2 separate regions of the Homo sapiens genome follow, and region 2 is linked to region 1. Evidence: read pairs that join two places in POLR2A ChIA-PET (ENCODE). Cell type or tissue: Panc1. All regions are shown on one strand. Each heading gives the region's core, and the rest is flanking DNA. Links, peaks and the distances in the headings are about the cores only.

Region 1 (2,916 bases), core at 117-2,616:
CACCTAGGAAAATGCCCTGGTGCAGGTCTCCTAAACCCTGACAAGCCCTTGACATTTAACTGACTATTGTACCTCCCATCCCCTGCCAGATAGCTCTAACCATGGTTTGATTGTCATGCCTCTTCATCTGACCAAAAAGGCCACTGCAGGGGATGGCCCAACTCCTGCACCTCCCACACAAAACACCTGTCAACACCTGTGGTCATCTTCCCCACCCTATTTCTGTAGATGTTGCTTGGTCATCCCTTGGGTAGATGAACACTGCCTGGTTGGTGATGTGGACAAACTGGATAAACTGGACTTGAAGCAAAACAAGGACTAGACTCAATTATTCACACTAAGCTGGGAACTCTAGGGTTTTCAGCCTGCCAGGAAGCCATGTTGGAGGCACTCAACCTATGCCCTTCAACTGATATGGGTCTTACTTGGGGGATCCCAACAGTTGTTACTTTTTTTCCCAGGGGCACCATGTGGTCCCCTGACACTGCACTTCTGGTGTGGAAGCTATGCATTAATTTGTCTTCCTTCCAAAATACATGGATTTGTATTTTAGGGGTGGGCCTAAGAGACCTTAAGAGTATTTAAGAAAACACCACGAGGGAATTAAGTAGCCCTAAGGTAACTGCAGAGATCTCTCCAAAATGAAGCTATTCTTGGTGTCTTGGGGGAAACTTCCAGGGGGATAACTGACCCATTTTATTTATTTATTTATTTATTTATTCATTTATTTATTTATTTTTCGAGACAGAGTCTCACTCTGCTGCCCAGGCTGGAGTGCGGTGGTGCTATCTCAGCTCACTGCAACCTCTGCCTCCCAGGTTCAAGGGATTCTCCTGCCTCAACCTCCTGAGTAGCTGAGATTACAGGCATGCGCCGCCACGCCCAGCTAATTTTTGTATTTTTAGCAGAGACAGGATTTCACCATGTTGGCTAGGCTGGTCTTGAACTTCTGACCTCAGGTGATCTGCCTGCCTTGGCCTCCCAAAGTGCTGGGATTACAGATGTGAGCCACCATGCCCAGCCAAGCGACCCATTTTAATGCACACATTACAGTCTGTTTTCTCTACCATGGGAGTCATCTAGTTAGAAAAAGTGGTACAAATTTGTCCCCGACTTTAATTATCACCACTTTGGACCTGTCAGGTCAACCTGGACGCATCAGCCAGGTGTCAGAATTGCTCTCGGTTTCTTTCTTGTGGGCCAAGGCAGAGACTGTGCCTCACTAATACGTCCTGCTGCACCTGGGCTAATGCCTCAAGCCACGTGGAGAGGTCAGTACAGAACCTTAGTGATAATGATGGTTTATGAGATTTGTTTAGCTGGGTTGGTCCAGGATCTTGGGGCAAATGGTTGAGGTCAATACTGTAAGTTGGCCTCATCCCGATGCTTGGGTCCTGTGGATACTGGCTTTAAATGCTGTGTCGGATAAAATGAATAGATTTGGTCCCAGCCTCTATTGGTCAGAGCAATCAGAGTGGCTGACAAAGTGACTCACTTATGACGAAATTCACCAGAAGCCAAGAGTGTAGAAATAAGAAGTGGATATTGTTTGGAGACAATTCTCCATCAGTCACTCCATTTCTGCACATTTTGTAAGCAGAGGCACTGAAAGCGTTTGTTCTAGACTACATTGTCAGTGATGTTAATATAGTAAACATTCCTGGACTATAGAGGGAATGTCTCTTTCCAAAGCAGAGGGCAGATTTGTTTACTGCCTAGTGCAATAAAGACCATGTCACCCTCTGGGGAAAGATCAGACAGGCTTACTGTCAAAAAATATTTTTTTTCTTTGAGATGGAGTCTCACTCTGTTGCCTAGGCTGGAGTGCAGTGGCATGATCTCAGCTCACTTCAACCTCCATTTCCCAGGTTCAAGTGATTCTCCTATCTCAACCTCCCAAGTAGCTGGGATTACACGTGTGTGCCACCACGTCCGGCTGATTTTTTTTTTTTTTTTTTTTTGTATTTTTAGTAGAGATAGGGTTTTACCATGTTGGCCAGACTGGTCTCGAATTCTTGACCTCAAGTGATCCACCCACCTCAGCCTCCAAAAGTGCTGGGATTACAGGCATGAGCCACCGCGCTGGCCTGCTGTCAATTTTAAAAGGTTTGGGTTCCCAGTGCTCAGAGTTCCTCATTGTGATGCAGACCTACTGCATGTGCAGCTTCCACCTGAGCTGCTCTCTGTTATCTGGGGAGCCAGGGGAACTGACATGAACAGGAAGCTCATGCTACCTGCTGTGCTATGAGGAATAAAGTTCTTCATTTCTGACTTCAACACCTTGTAATTTCTGTCAGCATCCAAGAAACTATGGCAGGCTAGCTTCTTTGCTAGCAGGTTGGGCAAAGTCTCAGACCCTTCACAGTTCTTGATATAAAGTCAAGTAGGTAGTTGAATTTCCAAAATGGAGTTCACAGGAATGGCCTGGGAATCATATGTCCTGGAACATCCCTAATTTGCAGACAAAGAGCCTGAACCTTAGGCATAAACAGCCTATCCAACGTTATGGCAAGGTTACAGCTGAGCTGAAGCTGGAACCAGGTCTATATTTTTATTGGTTAAGATTGAATGTGAAGTCAGACATTCTGGATTCAAATCTTGGTTCTTCTTTTTGCTACTTCTTGTTCTGTGTCCCTGTTTCACAATTTATGAAATCGAAATAATAGTACCTGCTTTAGGCCGGGCATGGTGGCTTACACCTGTAATCCCAGCAATTTGGGGGACTGAGGCAGGTGGATCACTTGAGGTCAGGTGTTCGAGACCAGCCTGACCAACATAGTGAAACCCGGTCTCTATTAAAAATACAAAACTTAGCCGGGCGTGGTGGCGGGCACCTGTAATCCCAGCTACTCCTGAGGCAGGAGAACCGCTTGAACCTGGGAGGCAGAGGTTGCAATGAGCCGAGATCACGCCACT
Region 2 (2,916 bases), core at 40-2,539, 180 kb before region 1:
CTATGGTTTTGTCATAAAATAAAAGAATCTTAGTGACGAGAGGGATCTTAGGAGGAGTATAAATTAATTCATCTCAATAGCTCAAAGGATGAGATAGCCTATTTTGTGAAATACATTTTTTGAATGGCTTACAGACTATGATGTTAGTACTAAAAAATGCTGAATTATTTGATATGAGGAAAATGTATCTGAAATTATGTAAAATGTAAAGACAAAATGATACTAAAAATGTATAAATAGTATACATGGGCCGGGCGCGGTGGCTTATGCCTGTAATCCCAGCACTTTGGGAGGCCGAGGCAGATGGATCACGAGGTCAGGAGTTCGAGACCAGCCTGGACAACATAGTGAAACCCTGTCTCTACTAAAAATACAAAAATTAGCCAGGAGCGGTGGCAGGCGCCTGTAGTCCCAGCTACTTTGGAGGCTGAGACAGGAGAATCGCTTGAACCTGGGAGGCGGAGATTGCAGTGAGCTGAGACTGCGCCACTGCCCTCCAGCCTAGGTGACAGAGCAAGCTCTGTAAAAAAAAAAAAAAAAAAAAAAAAAAAAAAACAGTAAAAAAAGTGCATATGTATATGCTGTATATATCCAGTAACAGTCAGACAGTAATTTACATACACATATTTAGCAAAGTGCAAAAGAATGATGTTTAATGTAGTGTTCATTGTTATCTTTTCTCTTGCAAAATTACTGAGATTCATTAAAAGGCTTCCCTCAGCAAGGCAGTCTCAATATTTAACCAACCCTTCCAGCGCATAGCTGATCTCTTCCAGCTTGTGTTTACACAGTTCATTGTAAAGCAACAAGTAAAACCTCAGGAATTTCTATGGCACGTTAGAGCAAGCAAAAAAATTGAGGTGATTTTTTTAAATTAAAAAAAAGCTGTTGAATCCAACCAAGTACTCTTCCAAAAATATTTTATCTGGGAGTATTTTAAAACATACACAAGAGGACCTCCTCTTTCGGCTTTGGAGCCCCCTCCCTCTGTCTCTGTACGGGGGAGCGTCTTCCTTCAGCCTTCTCTTTTCTTTCTTGCCTATTAGACTCTCTGCTCCTTAAAACCAAAACCAAAAACAAACAAAAAAACACACAAAAGTAGAGAGATGGTGTGATAAATACCTGTGCTTTCATCGCCCAGCTCCAGCAATTATCGACGTGGCCAATCTTGTTTCACCTACACCTCACCCACTTCCTCCCCACCACTGGTTCATTTTGAAGCAAATCTCAGACTTCATTTAATCTGTAAAAGCTTCAAAACTAATTGTTAGATTTAAAGGTTTAATAAGGTCCGGCTGGGCTTAATTTTTTGGCCAGAAGACTTTACAGGTGATATGTAGCTCCAATTGCAACTCATCAGGAGACAGAAAATATCTGGTTGTTTTTCTTTTTATGACATCAAAACCAGTTAGTGGTTTCAGATGTTGTTAGCCTGATCCATCTGTTACGAAGTTCCCATCAGTGTTTGATCAGATGATTTTAGCATCTAGCTATTGATGGTCATTGCCTAGATACGTTATTTCATTAGGAATTGAAAATGGTGATATTTCAATTCTATCATTTCTCCTGCATTTATTAGTAAGAATTCTTTTTCTCCTTTCTCTTTCTTTTTCTTTCTTTTTTCTTTCTTTCTTTCCTTCTTTCTTTCTTTTTCTCTTTCTTTCTCTTTCCTTTCTCTTTCTTCCTTTCTTCCTTTCTTTCCTTTCTCTCTCTCTCTCTCTTTCTTTGACAGGGTCTCACTCTGTCACCCAGGCTGGAGTGCAGTGGTGCGATCTTGGCTCACTGCAACCTGTGCCTCCCAGGCTCAAGCGATCCTCCCACCTCAGCCTCTCGAGTAGCTGGGACTACAGGTGCATGCCACCATGCCCGGCTAATTTTTGTATTTTTGTTAGAGATGGGGTTTTGTCATGTTACCCACGCTGGTCCTGAACTCCAGAGCTCAAGCCATCTGCCTTCCTCAGCCTCCCAGGGTGCTGGGATTACAGGCCTGAGCCATTGCGCCTGACCTAAGAATTATTTTATTAGGAAATAGTGCTTGATAAATAATGCTTCTTTTTGTATATTTGCCACAGTGTATCTTTAGATAGATTCCTAGAAGCTGCATTTTTTGTGTCAAAGGTTAAATGCCATGTAATTTTGCTAGATATGAGTCCAAGCACTTCTTGAGAATTCATTTAAATTCTGTCTCTGCTCTACCATAGGGGAAGGTCCGGGCTGTTCTGATGGGAAAGAGGTATTGGAGGTGAGGCCCAAGAGGCTGTAGTGGGAAACCTCGCACCTGAAATGACAGGAGAATCCAAATTCAGGGAGCGTGTGGGATCAGGAGCCACATGAAAAACCAAAGGCCAGGAGCCAGGAAGGAAATCTGGGGAATTTCAAATAGGGCCAAGAGCAGATATGGAAGCTTCCATCCAGGAACATAAATGTGGGAAAAATGAATACAAAAACAGGCTTGGAACAAATTGGGGAGGGTCCAAGGTCATTACCCCAAACAGCAGCTGCTCTTTTACAACTATTTTTCTTGGCTGGCTGGAACATAAGACAAAGGCACAGGGCTGTTTGCACATGTTTCTGTCACGCCGAGGGCAGCTAACTGAAGGAGGATGTGGTAGCTGAAACCTAGTCTGTACTTTAGCCACTGCCCCTCCACCCCCAAAAGGATAGGAGTGAAGGGATGAAGACCACCTTTTTCTAATTTGCACAAAGATGCATTTGGCCTAACAAAATGGGCAAGAATTATCCCAAATCTCCTTCCACTTTTGCAGTTATATTCATATCTTTCTTCATAATTTAGCTATACCATGGCACTTTTAAACTCGATCTGTAGTAGGAAGGTGAGGCTAAATGTTATGGTCCTTTGCATTTTGATCCGTAAGCAAACAGTTGTTGTTTATTTTAGAAAAATGGTTTCCAGGT

The links. ChIA-PET counts read pairs that join two places held together with the same protein. Peaks named below come from ENCODE experiments on the same cell type or tissue, not always from the same donor. Only the 100,000 strongest peaks of a DNase experiment are listed, where the experiment ranks them.
Region 2: POLR2A ChIA-PET joins it to region 1 with 7 read pairs; 2 of 35 experiments call an interaction of 5 or more read pairs at or near these places.

Annotation. Positions count from the first base shown.
Region 1 is chr1:236,333,636-236,336,551 of GRCh38, reverse strand. No RefSeq gene overlaps it. Among named protein-coding and RNA genes, the nearest start is that of ERO1B, 53 kb to the right of the region's middle. In Panc1, for the core only: no CTCF peak of the experiment used is centred there; no DNase peak of the experiment used is centred there.
Region 2 is chr1:236,515,302-236,518,217 of GRCh38, reverse strand. It overlaps a transcript of LGALS8 not described here. Among named protein-coding and RNA genes, the nearest start is that of LGALS8, 7.2 kb to the left of the region's middle. RefSeq lists a silencer at 1,739-1,917. In Panc1, for the core only: no CTCF peak of the experiment used is centred there; no DNase peak of the experiment used is centred there; H3K4me3 peaks cover 1,090 bases; H3K27ac peaks cover 2,500 bases.